Linked DNA regions of Homo sapiens: all the other regions are linked to region 2. The links are chromatin loops, found by intact Hi-C in ENCODE. Cell type or tissue: heart left ventricle. All regions are shown on one strand. Region 1 holds the start of RTN4RL1 (reticulon 4 receptor like 1). Region 2 overlaps PRPF8 (pre-mRNA processing factor 8). Region 3 overlaps SMYD4 (SET and MYND domain containing 4). Region 4 overlaps RPA1 (replication protein A1).

Region 1 (5,000 bases), 360 kb before region 2:
TCCCATCCCTCTAGTAACATTGCCCCGCACCCGCTGTGCCTAATGAGCTGCTCTGGCCCCCATTAGGAAGCCGGATGATGCCTAGGAGAACTGGACATGAAGAACAGATGTGAGAATGCTTCCCCAAGACTCCGTGGTGCAGGACATTGGGGGCTGCCATTCAGCTTGGGCTGAGGGCACCTCCATCTGTCTGTGGGGGTCTCCCTGCCTGAGTTACTCAGCAGTCTGAGTAATTACTGCCTGACAAGAAGGCGGGCACAGTGCACCCCCACAGTACACCACAACACCCGCCTTCACTCGCCCCCACTCCCTGGCTGGACTCCAAGGCAGCACCCAACCCTCCTGAGGCCTGAAATAACTCTGCTTCTCACACTCACGCCCAGCCCCAGCCAACTTTTCCTAAGACGCTAGAGTTTGTGGGCTAGGGGGTCATGGGGAGGCGGCTTGGAGAGGTGGAAGGAGGATTATCCCACATTCAGGCCCTGAGTCAGGCCCACACTTTATCGCTGATCTGTGATGTGACGTTGAGCAAGTTGTTCATCCTCTCTGGGCCTCGGTGTACTTACAGAGGACCTCTCAGGCTCCCAGTGTCAGGGCTAAGGCAGGCAGTGGGGTGAGCACTGCCTTGTAGCTGGTGGCTAAGAGAAGGAATACCTCACCTTCTGTTCTACGCCAAGAGGGACCAATCTTTTTTTGTTCGTGTTTAACTGCTCCTGTGGCCATGGGCAGTGTGCCCAGAGTAGCAGCCATCCATCTTTTTTTATCTTTAAACATTTTTTTGAAATAGAGATGGAGTCTCACACTGTTGCCCAGGCTGGTCTCAAACTCCTGGCCTCAAGCAATCCTCCCACCCCAGCCTTCCAAAGTGGTGAGATTATAGGTGTGAGCCCATGGTCCTCAGGAAGGACCAATCTTATCTATCTTCAGAACAAGGTTACTTCTCACCTTCAAGCATCTACGTGGAATGCCCTTCCCCCTTCTTAGTGTGGTGAACTCAGCCTTCAAGACCTAACTCCAAGGGCACCTCTTCTGTGACTGTTTCCTGATTATCTGGTAGCCCCTGGCAGAGCTAGCAGAGCCCTTTCGCAGTCTTTGTGACTTCTGTCAGTCACACTCTAAGATGGTTTGCGGGTCTTTCTTTTCCCACGACACCTGAAGCTTCTGGAAGTCCAAGCCCAGAGCCTTAGCTCAAATCTGAAGCTTCAGTGCCACCAAATGCAGGTGTGAGTGAATACGTCAGACTGGCCTTCTTTTTTTTTGTTTGTTTTGTTTTTTTGAGACAGTCTCGCTCTGTCACCCAGGCAGGAGTGCAGTGGTGTGATCTCGGCTCATTGCAATCTCCATCTCCTGTGTTCAAGAGATTCTCCCGTAGCCTCCCAAGTAGCTGGGATTACAGGCGCACACCACCACGCTCGGCTAATTTTTGTATTTTTAATAGAGACGGGGTTTCACCTTGGCCAGGCTGGTCTCGAACTCCTGACCTCAAGTGATCTGCTCAGCCTCCCAAAGTGCTGGGATTACAGGTGTGAGCCACCGCGCCCAGCCTGGCCCTTTTTTTTTTTTTTTTTTTGAGACAGAGTCTCACTCTGTCACCCAGGCTGGAGTGCAGTGGCGCGATCTCGGCTCACTGCAACCTCCGCCTCCCGGGTTCAAGCGAGTCTCCTGCCTCAGCCTCCCGAGTACCTGGGATTACAGGCGCCTGCCACCATGCCCGGCTAATTTTTGTATTTTTATTAGAGACCGGGTTTCACCATGCGGGCCAGGGTGGTCTCGAACTCCTGACCTCGTGATCTGCCTGCCTCCGCCTCCCAAAGTGCTAGGATTACAGGCGTGAGCCACCGCGCCCGGCCCTGACCTTCTTTTTGACCTTCCTATCATGTCACCTTTTCCTACAAGGAGGGATTCAGTTGGATTTCTGCTTGGATGTCACCTGCTCAGAGCAGCTTTCCTTGACTGCCACCTCTACCCCCGTGTCAGCTCCAGAACAATACTCTGCTTGTTTTTCTTCGAAGCACAATCTTCCCATCTTCTCTGGACTTTCCTCATTTGGCCCCTATTAAAATGGAAACTCCTTGAGGACAGGGCAAAGACAAGTCTTTTTCGTCTGCTGAATTTTCAGGAACAGTAGTGCCCCACACATGCTGAGCCTTCGGTGAATGTGTGTTGAATGACAGCCTTGGTCCATCCGCTTTTTCTTCTCTCCGAATCCCTCTGATCCCAGGCCAGCAGGGGGTGCCGCCTCCACCCAGGATCTCGCCTGGCCCGAACCTTCTCTTCCCTCAGCTCAACAGGCCCCTGCGGGACCCGCTTTCCAAGCGGCGCCTCCTCCATTTTCCGCGAACCCCCCGGCGGGGTCTGTGTGGACCAAGGGAGATCAGAGACCCCCCGCCGCCACCCCACCCAGGCGGAGACGGCCCACCCGAACCCGCACGGGTCCTTCCTTCTCCCTGGAATTTGCAGCTGGCCCTTTCCGAATGCTTGCTCCCCTCCTCTCCCCACGAAAGAACAGTGTCCTGGGACTCGGGGTGCGGGGCAGCCGGGTTCGCTGGAGCTGTTCAGTGCGGGGAAGAGCCGTCGAGACTGGGAGAAGGGGCGCTGGCCAGGGAGGAGACGGGGCAGGGAGCGGACTCGCGATCCGTACTCTGGGCGGCGGTCCTCGCGTCCCAGCCGCGTCTCCCGATGACCTCCAGCCGCGAAGGGCGAGCGGGCGGGGGCTGGGCTGCGGGTTCGGGCTCCAGGAGGCCTGCGGGGCCGGGGAGGGGCGTGGAGTGGTCCGAGGACCGGCTTGGGGACTGGGGGCAGGTGCCTGGACGGACGCGGGCCGAGCATCTTCCCCGGGGGCGGGCGCAGTGAAAACACCTTGGGAGGCGGCGCCGCGCGGCTGAGCGCTGCTGCCTTGGGAATAGGACGGCGCTCGGCACTGCGAGCTGAGAGCACTTTCATAAATTTTGTATGGGAGGCGCTCCGTGAGCGGGGGCGGGGAGCGGAGCGAGAGGGAGGGAGCTAGAGAGCAAGGGAGGGAGGGAGGAGGAGAGGAGGGGGAAGCCGGGGGGAGGAAGGGAGGCGCCCCGCTCCGCCGATCGCTCGGTCCTGCAAACGCGCGCCGGGCGCTTTCCCCGGAGCTCGGCGGTGCGTGCGAGCGCCCTTTTGCTGCAGCCGCGGCGGCGGTGGTCCGAGGGGGCGGAGAGGAGGGGGCTGCGGCCGGCCGGCCAGGGGGCGGCGTCCCCCCTCAAAACCGCCTGCGAAGTGCTCCGGGTGGCAGAAGCAGGCCGCCGGCTCCGCGGAGCAAGCCGCTCGCCCCGGGGCTGAGCAAGCGCGCGGGGCTGCCGGGCAGCACCACGGTTGCTTGCGGGCGCCGGTGCCCTCGGCGCGGGGCTGGAGCTCACCATGCCCCTGCGGGGCCGGGCCACCGGGCACGAGCGGATCCCCGGCTTGCCCCCGCCTCGACGCGCTCGGATTAGCTGCAGCTGGCGCCCAGGGATTTGAATCTGGACCCCGGGAGGGAGTGCGCCTAGGCCGACCTCGGAGCGGCGGCCCCGTGGCCAACATGCTTCGCAAAGGTGAGTTGGAGCCGCAGGGGCAAGTTGAAGTTGAATGCGCTCCGGAAAGAGCCGCGAGCCCGGGCGCCGCCCGGCGCCGGGGCTCCCGGTCTGGGAAGTAGCCCCCGGCGGGCTGGTGGGTTTTGCCGGGCGCACCCGCCGAGGGGCTGCTGCTGGGGCTCAGCTCCCGTCAGCGGCCAGTTGTGAGACACGGGGTTTTCTCCATGGATCGAGTGGCCAGGCCTAGAGATCCGGCCCGGAGGGGTCAGTCGGAGACCAGAGTGAGCGGCCGGTGGTGGAAGGGGAGCCGGCCTCCTGGGACCTTTGCTTTGCTGGGATAAAGTTTTGCACTTGCAGCCTCCATTCCCTGCGCGGGCACACGCCCTTGCTTCTGCCGCTTTGTGGAGGCCGAGTCCGCACGGCGCCCCCGTGCAGCCAGCGGTCAGTGACCGCGCGGCCCGGGCGCTCCCCGCGCGCCCTAGCTCCCCAGACGGGGCCCGGACGCGGACGTCTTCTCTGCAGTTCTGCTCTGATCGCTAGGGATGGGCTCTGGGCACCCAGCGGCTGAGGGTGGGGAGCGGCCAGCGCCTGATGTCCAGTTCCTCAAACTTTCATTATGCTGGGAGCGGAGGGACGCGAAAGCCGTGCCGCCAGTGTGCGCGACCGGTGCACAGCTCAACTTGAGGACAGCTGGCTTCGCGACCACCGTAGCTAGACGCCCCAGCAGCCCGGCCCGGTACGGAGCGCGGCAAAGTTGGTGCGGGCACCGGGGAAGTCCCGCCGCGCCCCCACGTGGTTGCCACGCGGGGCGCCGTCCCCCGGGCCCTGGGAGGGCAGGTGATCACGCCGGGAGCCCACGGGCCCCGCCACCAGCTGTTCCAGCCTCTGCGTCTGCCTCTCCCCTCCCAGGCCCGAGCAGGCTGTGGCGCCCCGCCGGGATCCCCCCCGCGCCTGGCCCGGCCAGGAGGCTGAGAAGCCGCGGCGCCTGCGGCTGGCTGCCCCGGCCCTGCGGGAGCGGCTGAGGCGGGAGCTCAGGTAGCCGAGGGGCCTGATCCCTGCGCTCCACGCTCCAGCCTTAATCCGCCCCTGTTTCCATGGCAACAGACCGAGGTGTCGTAAGCACAGGATTCTGACCTCACAGCAGGATGGGGAAGGAGAAAACGCGCACGGGGAGGGGGTGGAGGGGGGGGAGGTTGGGGAGGTGGGGGGAAGCGAAGCCCTAAGATGGGCGGAGAGAAGCAGATGTGGAGGTGATGGCGAAGACCCAGATATAAGCAGGTCAGGCAGGTGGGTGGAGGAACCACGCCTTTGGTGGGGCAGTGAAGGCCGTGTGGTGGTCCTAGCTTGGGCCGACCGAGGAAGCTGAGTTGCCCCGTCGTCCTGGAATAGTAACAAACTTGTGTGTGACTTGTGCCCTCCACGTGGGTCGGTGCAGTTCAGGGGGAAACGCCGGCTGCCTTC
Region 2 (5,000 bases):
ATTTCAGATTTTCTTTTTTAATATTTTCATTATTTTTATTAGAGACAGGGTCTCACTGTCACTTAGGCTGAAGGGCAGTGGCGCTATCATAGCTCACTGCAGCTCAAGTGATCCTCACACCTCAGCCTCCCAAGTATCTGGGACCACAGGTGCATACGCCACCATGCCTGGCTAATTTTTAATTTTTTTTTTTTTTTTTTTTTTTTTGAGATGGAGTCTTGCTCTGTCACCCAGGCTGCAGTGCAGTGGCGCAGTCTTGGCTCACCGCAAGCTCCGCCTCCCAGGTTCACGCCATTCTCCTGCCTCAGCCTCCTGAGTAGCTGGGACTACAGGCGCCTGCCACCACGCCCGGCTAAGTTTTTGTATTTTTGGTAGAGAAGGGGTTTCACCGTGTTAGCCAGGATGGTCTCGAACTCCTGACCTTGTGATCCGCCTGCCTCAGCCTCCCAAAGTACTGGGATTACAGGCGTGAGCCACCACACCCGGCCTGATTTTTAAATTTTTTGTAGAGCTGGGATCTCACTCTCTTGTCCAGGCTGGTCTCAGACTCTGGATTCAAGCAGTCCTCCTGCCTTAGCCTCTCTAATGCTGGATTATAGGTGTGAGTCACCGTGCCCAGCCTTGAAATATTTTCATTATACTTACAGGTTCAGCATCCCTAATCCAAAATTTGAAATGCCCCAATGAGCATTTCCTTTGAGCGTCATGTTGGTGCTCAGAATGTTGGGACTCAGAAAGTTTCAGCTTTTTGTGAGCATTTTGGGTTTTAGATTAACCTGTATGTGGGAATCTGTGAGAGCACTAGAGTTAGTGATTGCTCTAGCCCAGTCTGGAAGTGGAAGAGGAAAGGATTCCTGAAAGAAGTAGCATGTGATGAGACAGGTGAGGGAGAGCATTCCTTTAGCCAGAAGTGTGGCGATGTAACTAGCTTGTGTACATGGGACCATGGAAAGTTCAAGGTTTGCTGGAGTAAATTGTGGAATTGGGAATGTTAAGAGATGAGGCTGGATAAATAGTGGAGAGCCATATCATGGAGGGCATCGCACACCTTAGGAAGAATCATATAAGGGTCTTAAGCACAGAGTGACTTTGTCAGATGTGTTTTTCTTCTTTTTTTTTTTTGGCTTCCCACACTACAGATGCAGACTTTGTCAAATTTCTGTGTTAGATGATTCACTCTTGCAGCTGTGAGAAAGATGGACCTGAAAGGATAGGATGGGAGACCAGGTTTGGGGACCACTGAAGAAGTCCAGATAAAAATGATGAGAGCAGGCCAGGCGCGGGGGCTCACGCCTGTAATCCCAGCACTTTGGGAGGCCCAGGCAGGTGGATCACCTGAGGTCAGGAGTTTGAGACCAGCCTGACCAACATGGGGAAACCCCATCTCTACTTAAAATATGAAAATTAGCCGGGCGTGGTGGTGCACACCTGTAATCCCAGCTACACAGGAGGCTGAGGCAGGAGAATCGCTGGAACCCGGGAGGCGGAGGTTGCAGTGAGCCGAGATCCCACCAGTGCACTCCAGCCTGGCAACAGGGTGAGACTCTGTCTCCAAAAAAATACATAAATCAATAAAAATGATGAGAGCACTGAAAGTAGAGGTAGGAAGAGGGGAACAGATTTGATAAGAAGTTAGCAGATAAAATCAGCAGAACTTTGTGGTCCTGGGATGCTCAAAGAAAAGTCAAAAATGATGTGCAGATTTTGGCATGGGTGACTAGGTGGGTGTTAGTGCCACCAACTGGAAGACCACATGAACAAGAACAGGTTTAGGATCGAAGATAAAGAAATCTAGTTTAGGATATATAAAGTTTGAAGTTCCTGAGAACATTCAGATGGAGATTTCCCCAGGTATTTATTTATACCTTATTTCTTCAGTTCCAAGATACATATTTAAGTACATATATACACATGTGTAGATTCCTGATTCCTTCTGCTCCCTTAGTGGTGCCTCTTTAATTGATGATCTGTTAGATTTGATTTAAAAAGTATGAGTGAGACATTCCAGGGAGAGAAATGAAACTAGAAAGGTAAGAGCAGTCAGGGATAGCTTAGAGGTTCCTAGGTGAGAAGCAATCTGAAGAAACATGGAGAACAGGTCTGGATTAAAGATGTAGATTTCGGAGCCTATCCACAAAAGGTCAAAAGCTCAAGAATGAGTGACATCACCCAGGGACAATGTGGAGTGAGAAGAGGAGAGGGAGGAATTTGGAAATGTGGGGAATACTAAGATGAAGTGTGGTCAGAACCTGTGGGAGGGTGCCGGGTCTTGGAACCAAGGCCTTCAGGAACACGTGTCCAGAATTGGGGTGATGCTGAGCAGTGTCAGTTGCCTAAGAGCATTTCAGTTAGATGAGGACTGAAAAGTATCCATTGGATTTGACAGTTAGGACGTCATTGGTGACCTTAGCAGGAGCTGTTACAGAAATAGTAGGGATGGAAGCCAGATGGCAGTGGGTGAGGCTTCATGGGAAGTGAGTGAGTGGAGACAGCAAGGACAATCTGTTTGTCAGTTGAAGAGAAGGAAGGACATCAGATGCCACCTAGAGGGAGCTGTAAGTCAGTGCAGGTGTTTTTGAATGACAGTGACTTGAGCGTGTTTTAATTAAGGAGCCCAGTAGCAGTTGAGTGTACAAGAGAAAAGTGTGGAATTGGCTGGACACAGTGGCTCACGCCCGTAATCCCAGCACTTTGGGAGGCCAAGGTGGGTGAATCACCAAGTCAGGAGTTCGAGACCAGCCTGGCCAACATGGTGAAACCCCGTCTCTACTAAAAATACAAAAATTAGCCAGGCGCGGTGGCGGGTGCCTGTAATCTCAGCTACTCGGGAGGCTGAGGCAGGAGAATTGCTTGAACCCGGGAGGTAGAGGTTGCAGTGAGCCAAGATCGTGCCACTGCACCCCAGCCTCGGCGACAGAGCAAGACTCCGTCTCGAAGAAAAGAAAAGTAGGTAATTGATGAGCAGAGGTGCAGAGGGTCTCCCTAGGGATAGAATAAAGAGCAAGCAGAGGAAAAATCCTCTGAACCTGACAGGAAAGAGGTCTGGAAAGATGTGGATATAGATGAGGTTAGTGGGAAGCTATAACAGGATTTTGAGTTTTTCAGCTTTTCTTGGGCTGCAGTTAGGGGAAAGAGTTGTGCATAGTGAATTTCATGGTATTAGGGTATGATGATTGCTGAAGAAACTGAGAGGGATTGGAAGGTGTGTTGGGAGCTCAGCTGGGTTTTGGGAAGACAACTCTGAGCATTTGTTTTTCCCAGAATCACCCAGCTACTCAGTGACAGGGATGCAGAAGGTGGATAGATTACACTGGTGATTAAGGAATAGAGCTCTGTTAGAAGACAGTTGTAGAGTGGTAAGGCATTGAATGCAAGGGAATCAAGAGTGCGGGACCCAGCCGGCCGCGGTGGCTCATACCTGTAATCCCAGCACTTTGGGAGGCCGAGGCGGGTGGATCACGAGTTCAGGAGATTGAGACCATCCTGGCTAACGCGGTGAAACCCCGTCTCTACTAAAAATACAAAAAATTAGCTGGATGTCGTGGCGGGCGCCTGTGGTCCCAGCTACTCAGGGGGGCTGATGCAGGAGAATGGCAGGAACCTGGGAGGCAGAGCTTGCAGTGAACCGAGATCGCGACACTGCACTCCAGCCTGGGTGACAGAGCAAGACTCTGTCTCAAAAAAAAAAAAAAAAAAAAAAAAAGAATGCTAGACCCCATTGAGATACTGGAAGAGGGGAGAGGAGAGAGAGCAGAAGAGGCCATTGGCCTGGGAAAGAATTGTAGGCATCAGGGAACTGGATATCAGAAGTTAGAGGCTGAGGAGTGGAGGAGTGTCTGAGAGGGTAAGGATGCAGTTGACTCTAGTGGTTAGAAGCACAGGCTCTGGAGTCAGATGGGGTTCACATCATATCTTTGTCATATTACTAGTTGGGATCTTGGGAATATTGCCCATGCTGGGCCTCAATTCCCTCATCTGTAAAATAGGGATACTGATAGGACCTAGGTCAGACGGCTTTTGTGAGAATTAAATGAAACGGGGTATTTAGTAAGCCATATTACTTGGTAAATTGCATGATAAAGCTGGGCATGGTGGCTTATGCCTGCAATCCCAGCACTTTTGGAAGCCGAGGTGGGAGGACTGCTTGAGCCCAGGAATTTGAGACCAGCTTAGGCAACATAGCAAGATCCTGTTTATATTTAAAAATAAATAAATAGGCCGGGTGCGGTGGCTCACGCCTGTAATCCCAGCACTTTGGGAGGCCGAGGTAGGTGGATCACGAGGTCAGGAGTTCAGGACCAGCCTGGCCAATATGGTGAAACCCCATCTCTACTAAAAATACAAAAATTAGCCAGGCGTGGTGGCACATGTCTGTAGTCCCAGCTACTCTGGAGACTGAAGCAGGAGAACCACTTGAGCCCCGGAGGTGGAGGTTGCGGTGAGCTGAGATTGCGCCACTGCACTCCAGCCTGGGTGACAAAGTGAGACTCCATCTCAAAAAAAAAAAAAAAAAAAAAAAGCTATGTCATGGGCAAGTTCTATAACTTGTTTTTTATGAAGACATAAGAGGTATAACATATATAAATTTCTTACCATGGTACCTAGTACACGTAGACCTGAGTAAATATTATTTTCCTTCTTGCCTCCCCTTATCCCCCAGGAATTTCTGCTATTTAGTAAAGGAACACTGGGCTCCTCAGGAATTTATGCCTCCTCCCCTTCAGGGATAGAGCACTGTTAACTACAACAGAAATACTGTGTTCCATTACACACATCAGCAATTCCAAGTGCAGTCCAAGAATTTACTAAACCTAATGGGAATCATCCACTTGCCTTTACCCCAGTATCTAGCCTATCCTGGCCCCTGGCCCTCCTTTTTTTTTTTGAGAGGGAGTCTTGCTCTATTGCCCAGGCTGGAGTGCAGTGGCACAATTTCAGCTCACTGCGACCCCCGCCTCCCGGGTTTAAGTAATTCTCCTGCCTCAGCCTCCTGAGTAGCT
Region 3 (5,000 bases), 120 kb before region 2:
ATAAACTTCCTATTCTGAAAATGGGCTAGGAACAACTTCTTGGCTTCTCTTTCTTCCTGTCTCAGCAACTTGGAAGCTTATTTTAGTATCCAGTTCCACAAATATTTGGGTAAAGGTTAGCTGTCACATGATAGGTAATTGTCCAGACCCTCTGCTAAGCTGAAGGTTTTTACGTAGTGTTTGACTCTCTCTTGCTTTCAATATTGGCTGACGGTGATCTCCCTCCAGGGCCTCACAAGAGCCGGATGGGGGTTGCCGAAAGGCAGCAGAAGCTGAGGTCTCAGTATTTCTTTGACTGCGCCTGTCCAGCTTGTCAAACTGAGGCACACAGGATGGCTGCAGGGCCCAGGTGGGAAGCATTCTGTTGCAACAGTTGCGGAGCGCCCATGCAGGTAATTCTCTCTTCTGTCTCCTCCACTTTTCCTGGAGGTCAGTTTTCCACCCCAAGGGTGATCAGTGTTTAGGAGGAAGCCATCAGGGACTTGTAAGTGCTGAGACCAGTAATATCACCTCCATTTTAGCCAGTCATCCCCATACACTAGTTCCCCTCCAGAGAAACCACAGGGAAAGGTTCAATTTAGTAATGTTTCCTTTATAAAGGACAGAAGATCCCATCTGAACTGGTTTGGGATCTGGGGGAGACTGGGAATTTATTTGCTGAAGTCAGTCATTGAAAAGTCCCAGGATAGGCTGGGCACAGTGACACATGCCTATTATCCCAGCACTTTGGGAGGCTGAGGTGGACAGATCACTTGGAGGCCAGGGGTTCAAGACCAGCCTGGGCAACATAGCAAGACCCTGTCTCTACCAAAAAAAATGTTATGAGAAAAATTCCAGGATAAGGCTGCTTAAGATACAGCTTGATCCAGGGGCTTTCTGTCCACCCCTCTCAGCTTCATTTTCTCTGTGTTAGCCCATCCTCAGATAGACTTCCCTCTTACGATGCAGGATGGCTGCCAGCAGCCCAGCCTGCGGATTTCCTGCCAAGGAGGATAAGAGCACATGCCACTCAAACAGCAGCCTGGGCAGAGATGTTACTGTGTTTCATTGACCTGAGAACTGTGGCTGGAGGAAAATTAGACATAGTTTTCCTCCAGCCATTTGGGCCAGAGGAAGGAGCCATATGTGAGCCACATGCCACACCCTCAGCTGTAGGGCAAGGGCCATGGGACTGAGGGTGAGAGGGATCCTTATGAGAAACTGGGTTGGGTTGCTGTTGCCAAATGAGAAAATAGATATCGGCCTTTGAAACACAGCAGATGTCCACCTCGGAGGTTTCCCCTCTGCCACAAGTGCCGTATTCTTCTTAGGGGAGTCATGAGTGAAAGGCAGAGCCGGTTGTGTTAGAAAGCTAAACTTGGAGACCCAAGGTCAAATGTAGGACGATCGCACCTAGCACCTTTTTCTATTAGTTTTTTTTTTTTTCTTTTTTTTTTTTGAGATGGGGTCTTGCCCTGTCATCCAGGCTGAAGTGAGTGCAGTGGCACGATCTCTGCTTACCACAGCCTCAACCTCCCAGACTCAAGCAATTCTCCTGCCTCAGCCTCCCCAGTAGCTGGGATTACAGGCATGCACCACCATGCCCAGCTAATCTTTGTATTTTTAGTAGAGACGAGTTGGCCATGTTCTCCATGTTGGCCAGGCTGGTCTCGATCTCCTGGCCTCAAGCGACCTACCTGCCTCGACCACCCAAAGCGCTGGGATTACAGGCGTGAGCCACCACGCCCAGCCTTTCTATTGGTTTTCTTTTTTTTTTTTTTTTCTTTTTCTTTTGTGAGACAGAGTCTCTCTCATGTCACCCAGGCTGGAGTGCAGTGGTGCAATCTCGGCTCACTGCAAGCTCCACCTCCCGGGTTCACGCCATTCTCCTGCCTCAGCCTCCCGAGTAGGTGAGACTACAGGCGCCCGCCACCACCATGCCCGGCTAATTTTTTGTATTTTTAGTAGAGACGGGGTTTCACCGTGTTAGCCAGGATGGTCTCGATCTCCTGACCTCATGGATCCACCCGCCTCGCCCTCCCAAAGTGCTGGGATTACAGGCGTGAGCCACCGCACCTGGCCTTCTATTGGTTTTCTGAGGACTTTTTCATAACTACTAGAAATGTTTGTCATCAAGGCCGGGCACGGTGGCTCACGCCTGTAATCCCAGCACTTTGGGAGGCTGAGGCGAGCGGATCATGAGGTCAGAAAATCGAGACCATCCTGGCTTACACGGTGAAACCCCGTCTCTACTAAAAAAAAAAAATAAATAACACACACAAAAATTTAGCCGGGCTTGGTGGTGGGCACCTGTAGTCCCAGCTACTCGGGAGACTGAGGCAGGAGAATGGCGTGAACCCGGGAGGCGGAGCTTGGAGTGAGCCGAGATCGCACCACTGCACTCCAGCCTGGAGACCGAGCGAGACTCCATCTCAAAAAAAAGAAATGTTTGTCATCTAAAGTCCTGGCCCCAAAAAGCGACAAGAGGGGCTATAGAAGTGGAAAGAAATTGTGCACTGTACCAGTTCTGTTCCAAAAATGAAATCTCAGGTGGGATCAGCTACTGCTGATACACTTCATTAGAATTGCCGCCATTGCCGCCATCAAACAAAATTCGCTCAGACTTTCGTCACGATGTATTGTTACAGGAGTCTCTTTCCCCCATGAGGTAAGAAACTATGGAGCAGTCCTGTAATGTAAGCACAGGCGGTGTTGATAACTGACCCTGGCATTGGAATAAAGAGAAAACTGACTTCCACAGGGAGATGACGTGCTGCGCTGTGGCAGCAGATCTTGTGCAGAATCCGCCGTCAGCAGGGACCACCTGGTCTCTCGGTTACAGGACCTACAGCAGCAGGTCAGAGTGGCCCAGAAGCTTCTCAGAGATGGTGAACTAGGTGAGACTGGCTCCCTGCTTTGGTCCTCCAGCCCCTTCCCTTTTATTTGTTCTGATACCGTTTTGGACTCAGGGATACTCAGTACTGATGGGAGAATTGGATGTAATTATCCCCATGCCAGCCACAAGATGGCTATATAGGCCAGTGAGTCCAAACCCTGACCAGCTTTGTTACTGTGGGGCCCTTGAAAAGGGGCCAGGTGATTTCAGCTGTTGTTTTCTTCTGCATCTGATTGCTAAGTTGAAGTACCCCTGCCAACTAACGGGTCATCGCTGACATCCGTGAGCTGTGTGCAGTTCCAGAAGTTGAGTGTCATTTATTTTAATTCCAGGGCCTAGTGATGTAACTTCCTAGAAGGGCGGTTCTTCCCTCCTCAGAGCTAGTCTCTGCTAGAGAGCAGTGGGGCGTGAGCCCAGCTGATAGGAGTGTCTTGCTTTTGTCTGAGACTTGCGGAGCTCCCCATTGCCCTTGAAAACCCTGCCTTAGAGCTTGACATCATGGGATTTTTATTTACCCTGCTTTATGAAAGTTGACCTTTAGCTTAGATTTCAGGGTCAAGAGAAATCATGGCCGTACGTGAAAGGTAGAGTTGGTCGAGTTGGGAAGTTAATGTTGAAAATACAGTGTAAATGTGGGGAGGCCTCCCCTAGCGCCTTTCTCCACTGACAGAGAAAACAGAAGAAAACAGCAGCTTTATTGGAACAGACATTGTGCGTTGGTGACAACCCAGGGAGGCCAGGGGGAATTTCCACATTCAGCCCAGCTGATTCAGAGGATTTGAGACCTGGATTCTCATTCCTAGGACTGGGCTTCTGTCTATAGTGAGACGTCTTTCCTCTGCATTGACAGAGCGAGCTGTTCAGCGGCTGTCGGGGTGCCAGCGTGACGCCGAGAGCTTCCTGTGGGCAGAGCACGCCGTGGTGGGAGAGATCGCGGATGGCCTGGCCCGGGCCTGTGCTGCCTTAGGTACAGCATGAGCCTTCACGTTCTGCGTCGGGAACAGTCTGCTGTGGGCACTTCGCCGTGGCCCCGGCCTTGTCTGCCTGGTTACCCCCCGCTCTGTAAACTGAGGGTGCTCCCCCTCTCGTTCCATTTCCTCCCCCTGAAAATATGCATCCACAGTTGACAGTGGTTCTTTTCTGGAACAAGATTTTTCTCTTCTCACAGGAGACTGGCAAAAGTCAGCCACCCATCTACAGAGGAGTCTCTACGTGGTGGAGGTTCGCCACGGGCCGTCCAGTGTTGAAATGGGCCATGAGCTCTTCAAATTGGCCCAGATCTTTTTCAACGGGTGAGTCCCTTTCCCACTTCACAGGGCACACACTGTTCCTTTCCTAGGCTCTTCTGGGTATTACTTTTTTTCTATGGTGTTTTTAAAAGCATGTTGAAACTTCTTTATTTCCTCTTTAGGAGAGATCTTTGCCTTCTGTTTTGCTAACAAACATAACGCTTTAGAATTTCCTCCTGGGAGGCGGAGCTTGCAGTGAGCCAAGATCGCGCCACTGCACTGTAGCCTGGGCGACAGAGCGAGACTCCATCTCAAAAAAAAAAAAAAAAAGAATTTCCTCCTGGGAGATATGGGGAAAGCTTTTAGATCTCAAGTGAGTTTCCCAGAGAGAACTTGGCCAGGCAGCCCCACCCACCCTCCAGTATAGCTCTCCTTCTGGTTGTTCTCTGGTTCGTCACAGCCCCTTTGGCTGTCTCATTCCCAGCACTCTCAGCTCCAGGCTCTCTGCCTTCTCCCTACTCTGCATCCTCTTCCTTTTAAAGCGTTTGCTTGAACCAGGGCTGATTTTACCCCCAGACAACATGTGGCATTGCCTGGAGACTTTTTTTTTTTTTTTTTTGAGAAGGGGTCTTGCTGTCTTGCCCAGGCTGGAGTACAGTGGCTCGGTCACAGCTCACTGCTTCCTGCAACTCCTGGGCTCAAGCGATCTCTGGAGACATTTTGGATTGTCATGACTTGGAAGGGGGGTGCTGCTGGCATCTATTCGAAAGAGGCCAGAGGTGCTGCTAAGCATCCTCCCGGGTACAAGACAGTGCCCCCCCCACCAACCCCAGCAAAGAAGGAGCCAGCAACAGTGTCAATAGTGTCAGGGTCGAGAAACCCTGCTTTTTTGCTGC
Region 4 (5,000 bases), 200 kb before region 2:
TGTTTGTTTTCTGTAGAGACAGGGTCTCACTATGTTGCCCAGGCCAATCTTGAATTCCTGGTCTCCAGCGATCCTCCTGCCTCAGCCTCCCAAAGTGTTGGGACTGAAGGTATGAGCCACTGAGCCCAGCCCATCTTCACTATAAACACTTTTGCCCCCAAAACAGAAAATGTCCAAAGCAATCATTCAATTAAATACAACACACACACACACACACAAACACTAGAAACCTGGCCAGAGGTGATAAAGCTGGGCACAATCACCTCTCTCTTGTCCTGACTGCATCCAAAGGTTTCAGAAAAATGCTAAGCATTGCTTTGTCTCAGCTCACCTTCCTGAAAGCTGAGAATGTGATAACAAATTCGCTCATTTTAACAAAACGTTACTACTGCAAAAAAAAGTGATGTGTCAATTTAATAATTTAGCCGAATAATTTACCCGATTCCCTCTCCAATTTAAAGCATCAAATTACAATTTGTGTAAATAAAAATTAATATCTAGTAGGTTCCAGTTCTAGAAAGAGCATAATGATGGCCTAGCCCCACATCTTCCCACTCTAAAAACCAATACAGAGCAACAGGAATGAATGCCAACTGCATACACATACATGCACGTGCACACAGACGTATACACATCTCTCATTAGAAACGACATCTTCAGTGAAACCAGGGAACAGAGAAAACCCGCACATTCCAAGTTGTGTGAAAATGAAGCCCGAAACACCATAAATCAAGAACCCACAACAGTATAAGACAGAAGCAGCATGAATAATTTCAGTGTAAAAACTAAAACGGTGGCCGGGCACAGCGGTCCCCGCCTGTAATCCCAGCACTTCGGGAGGCAGAGGTGGGCAGATCACCTGAAGTCAGGAGTTTGAGACCAGCCTGGCCAACATGGTAAAACCCCATATCTATTAAAAATATAAAAAAATTAGCCGGTGGCCGGGCGCAGTGGCCCACGCCTATAATCCCAGCACTTCGGGAGGCAGAGGTGGGCAGATCACTTGAAGTCAGGAGTTCGAGACCAGCCTGGCCAACATGGTAAAACCCCATCTCTACTAAAAATATAAAAAATTTAGCCGGGCGTGGTGGTGGGCTCCTGTGGTCCCAGCTACTAGGCAAGCTGAGACAGGAGAACTGCTTGAACCCAAGAGGCAGAGGTTGCACTGAGCCGAGATTGCGCCATTGCACTCCACCCTGGGTGACAGAGAGACTCCGTCTCAAAAAAAGAAAAAAGAAAAAAAAAAGATCTCTAAGCATATACAAGTATATGGGATTATCTCTAGGCCAAAAAAAAATTTTTTTGTTGTTTTTTGAGATGGAGTCTCACTCTGTCACCCAGGCTGGAGTGTAGTGGCACAGCCCTGGCTCACTGCAGCCTCTTTCTCCCAGGCTCAAGTGATCCTCTCACCTCAGCCTCCCGGGTGGCTAGGACTGCAGGTGTACACCACCACGCCTGGCTAATTTTCTGTATTTTTGGTAGAGACAGGGTTTCGTCATGTTGCCCAGGCTGGTCTTAAACTCCTGAGCTCAAGCGATCTGCCAAGCTTGGCCTCCCAAAGTGTCGGGATTACAGGCGGGGGCCACCACACCTGGCCAGAAAACTTTAAAAAAACAGGATATGGCTGGGCGCAGCGCTCACGCCTGTAATCCTAGCACTTTGGGAGACTGAAGTGGGAGAATCGCTTGAGCCCAGGAGTTTGAGACCAGCCTGAACAGCATAGTGAGGTCTCATCTCTATTAAAATAATAATAAATAAGTAAAAGCAGGAGAAAAAGACACGATAGTGTACACAGTATGCTGCCTTTTGTGTAGGCAAAGTGGAGTACGGAACGAGAATATATATTTGTATTTGGTTACATTCTCATGAAGAAACGCCTGAAGGATAAAAAGAAACCACGAAAACTTTACCTCTAGAGGGCAGCAGTGGGTGGCAGGGGCGGCAAGGGTAGGAGTAAGATTTCTCTGCACACACAATTCGGTAGCTATAACTTTAAATCATGTAACTACATTATCTTTTTGAAATCATTTAACCATATTATCTATTCAAGATTAATGTTTATTAAAGAAAACAGATGTCTGATTATCTCAGTTATATTTTACATTTATTTAATTATGCAAGTTTTAATGGACAAATATATAAATGTGAAATAGAGATAATTTTAATTATGTATATAACATTCCCGCAGTAGACTCACTCACACGATCTATGTACTTAAATACAATTTTCAAGTAGGCAAAAACTTTGGTATGAAGGTTAATCTTTGAAGGTCCGGGCACAATGGAAACTGTTCTCACTGGGAAATGACAAATGCTCATTCTCATTTCTTGTAGCAACCCATTGTGTGACCTTGGGGAAGTTACTTCACTGCCTCATTCACGTTTTTATTTAATGATTAAAAACTGATCAACTGATCTCTACAACAGTTTCCTCTACCTCAACATTCTGCGATTGTGCTGAATTCACTGCTAAGGTCCAGACCTGAGATTCTCCAACTTTCCTTTCCTTTCCATTATCTCACTTAGGCAAAGGCCAGGACTCAGTTCCAGGTAGGAAAACGAAGACAGGATGCAAGAATTACTTCCCACCTCAGCTTTCCCAGTAGCTGGGAGCGTGAACCACCACGCCCAACTAATTTGTTTTTATTTTATTTTTTTGAGACAAGTCTCACTCTGTCGCCCAGGCTGGAGTGCAATGGCACAATCTCGGCTCACTGCAACTTCCACCTCCCGGGCTCAAGTGATTCTCCTGCCTCAGCCTCCCGAGTAGCTGGGATTACAGGTGCCCGCCACCACACTCGGCTAATTTTTTTTATTTTTAGTAGAGACGGCGTTTCACCATGTTGGCCAGGCTGGTCTTGAACTCCTGACCTCAGGTGATCCACCTAAGGTCCAGCCTAAGAATTACTGGGTTCAATTCCACTTACCCTTAAGTGAAAACCCTACTAATAGTAAAAGTTAGTTATGGACTAATTGAAGAACTATGTTGTTAAAGTTATTTTTATTTATTTATTTTTGAGACAGAGTTTCACTCTTGTTGTCCAGGCTGGAGTACAATGGTGCAATCTCAGCTCACTGCAACCTCCGATTCCCAGGTTCAAGCGATTCTCCTGCCTCAGCCTCCCTAGTAGCTGGGAATACAGGCGCGTGCCACTATGCCCAGCTAATTTTTTTGTATTTTTAGTAGAGACGAGGTTTCACCATGTTGGCCAGGCTGGTCTCAAACTCCTGACCTCAGGTGATTCGCCCACCTCAGCCTCCCAAAGTGCTGGGATTACAGGCATGGGCCACTATGCCCCGCATATATTGGTAAATTTAAATTAAGACAGTGAATTAGTGTACTTCAGTGGGAACCAGCTAAGCACCTTTGTCTATTGGGAGCAGCAGAGACAGTTTAATTTTTAAGAAACAGCTCCTTCTCTGAGTTCAAACATAGCTTCCTACTGAGAAATCATTTGGGAAGGAGGAGATACACAGCGGAAGATTTCAAATAAGCCACATGAACATCTTCCAGCTTCTTGATGCTGACCAGCTTAAAGTCGATTTTATATTTTCAATGTCACAGTTATAATTAGTTAATATATGTACTTAATTAGTTATATGTTATTAAAATTATTCAATACACTCTGAACATTTCTTTTCTATAAATTATATCACAAATTTTTTTCCAAATATTCATGATTGACCATCATCTCTTAGTGACTTCAGATTTAGTTCAAAAATTGGCTGATTAGTAAAACAATAAAATTATGTTGTTCTGATTACTAAAAATATCTGAAAACATAACAACCATTTGAAAATTGCCTTCTACAAGTATGTTTTGAAAACTTTAAATTTTTAATAAAGCAAGATATGTTTCATAGAAAAACTTCAATCTGACTGGCCATTTAAATTTTGATGTCGGCCCCCTGCAGGGGCTCACGTTCGTAATCCCAGCACATTGGGAGACCGAGGCAGGTGGATTACCTGAACTCAGGAGCTCAAGACCAGCCTGGACAACATGGCAAAACTCTGTTTCTACAAAAAAATATAAAAAGTAGTTGGGGCCAGGCACGGTGGCTCACACCTGTAATCCCAACACTTTGGGAGGCCAAGGTGGGTGGATCACCTGAGGTCAGGAGTTCGAGACCAGCCTGGCCAACGTGGTGAAACGCCGTCTCTACTAAAAATAAAAAAAATTAGCTGAGTGTGGTGGCGGGCACCTGTAATCCCAGCTACTCGGGAGGCTGAGGCAGGAGAATCGCTTGAGCCCGGGAGGTGGAGGTTGCAGTGAGCCGAGATTGTGCCATTGCACTCCAGCCTGGGTGACAGAGTGAGACTCGTCTCAAAAAAATAAAATAAAATAAAATAAAATAAAATAAAATAAAATAAATTAGTTGGGCGTGGTGGTTCACGCTCCCAGCTACTGGGAAAGCTGAGGTGGGAAGATCACTTGAGCCTGGGAGGTTGAGGCTACAGTAAGCCCTTTTTGAGCCACTGCACTCCAGCCTGGATGGCAAAGCAAGAACCTGTCTCCAAATAACTAAATAAATAAATCTTGGCCGGGCACGGTGGCTCACGCCTGTAATCCCAACACTTTGGGAGGCTGAGGCAGGCAGATCACCTGAGGTCAGCAGTTCGAGACTAGCCTGGCCAACATGGTGAAACTTCGTCTCTACTAAAAATACAAAAATTAGCTGGGCGTGGTGGCGGGCACTTGTAATCCCAGCTACTTGGGAGCCTGAGGCAGGAGAATCACTTGAACCCGGGGGAGGTTGCAGTGAGCGGAGATCGTTCCAGTGCACTCCAGCCTGGGCAACAAAGCAAAACTTCATCTCAAAAAAAAAAAAAAAAAAAAAAGCTGGGCACAGTGACTCACGCCAATAATCTTAGCACTTTAGGAGGTCAAGGTGGGCGGATCACTTGAGGTCAGGGGATCGAGACCAACCTGGCCAACATGGTGAAACCCCATCTCTACTAAAAATACAAAAATTAGCTGGGCATGGTGGTGTGTGCCTGTAA

What was found. A loop is a pair of places that touch in the nucleus more often than their neighbours do. Peaks named below come from ENCODE experiments on the same cell type or tissue, not always from the same donor. Only the 100,000 strongest peaks of a DNase experiment are listed, where the experiment ranks them.
Region 1: it touches region 2 in a loop (18-fold over the local background); 14 of 110 quality-filtered maps call a loop at or near these places.
Region 3: a loop joins it to region 2, with 2.3 times the contacts of the local background. A loop is called at or near these places in 53 of 110 quality-filtered maps.
Region 4: a loop joins it to region 2, with 2.9 times the contacts of the local background. A loop is called at or near these places in 34 of 110 quality-filtered maps.

The regions. Positions count from the first base shown.
Region 1 is chr17:2,023,413-2,028,412 of GRCh38, reverse strand. RTN4RL1 (reticulon 4 receptor like 1) reads left to right here and starts at 3,079. Exons shown (of 2, transcript NM_178568.4): 1 at 3,079-3,560. The coding sequence starts at 3,548. LOC105371486 (a long non-coding RNA gene) reads left to right here and starts at 4,731. Exons shown (of 4, transcript XR_001752746.2): 1 at 4,731-4,817. RefSeq lists enhancers at 2,018-2,518, 3,687-4,232. In heart left ventricle, a CTCF peak has its summit at 2,224 (motif pointing right); DNase peaks (open chromatin) are centred at 2,262, 2,842 and 4,120; H3K4me3 peaks cover 2,684 bases; H3K27ac peaks cover 732 bases.
Region 2 is chr17:1,667,058-1,672,057 of GRCh38, reverse strand. All of the region lies in intron 24 of PRPF8 (pre-mRNA processing factor 8), which reads left to right. Among named protein-coding and RNA genes, the nearest start is that of PRPF8, 15 kb to the left of the region's middle. In heart left ventricle, a CTCF peak has its summit at 2,548; no DNase peak of the experiment used is centred here; H3K27ac peaks cover 1,881 bases.
Region 3 is chr17:1,782,202-1,787,201 of GRCh38, reverse strand. SMYD4 (SET and MYND domain containing 4) reads left to right here. Exons shown (of 11, transcript NM_052928.3): 7 at 229-392; 8 at 2,741-2,876; 9 at 3,726-3,842; 10 at 4,044-4,167. Among named protein-coding and RNA genes, the nearest start is that of SERPINF1, 23 kb to the right of the region's middle. RefSeq lists an enhancer at 3,053-3,347. In heart left ventricle, a CTCF peak has its summit at 3,002 (motif pointing right); DNase peaks (open chromatin) are centred at 965, 3,235, 3,809 and 4,455; H3K4me3 peaks cover 1,522 bases; H3K27ac peaks cover 4,331 bases.
Region 4 is chr17:1,862,556-1,867,555 of GRCh38, reverse strand. The region is part of intron 5 of RPA1 (replication protein A1); the gene reads right to left. Among named protein-coding and RNA genes, the nearest start is that of RPA1, 35 kb to the right of the region's middle. In heart left ventricle, a CTCF peak has its summit at 1,914 (motif pointing right); no DNase peak of the experiment used is centred here.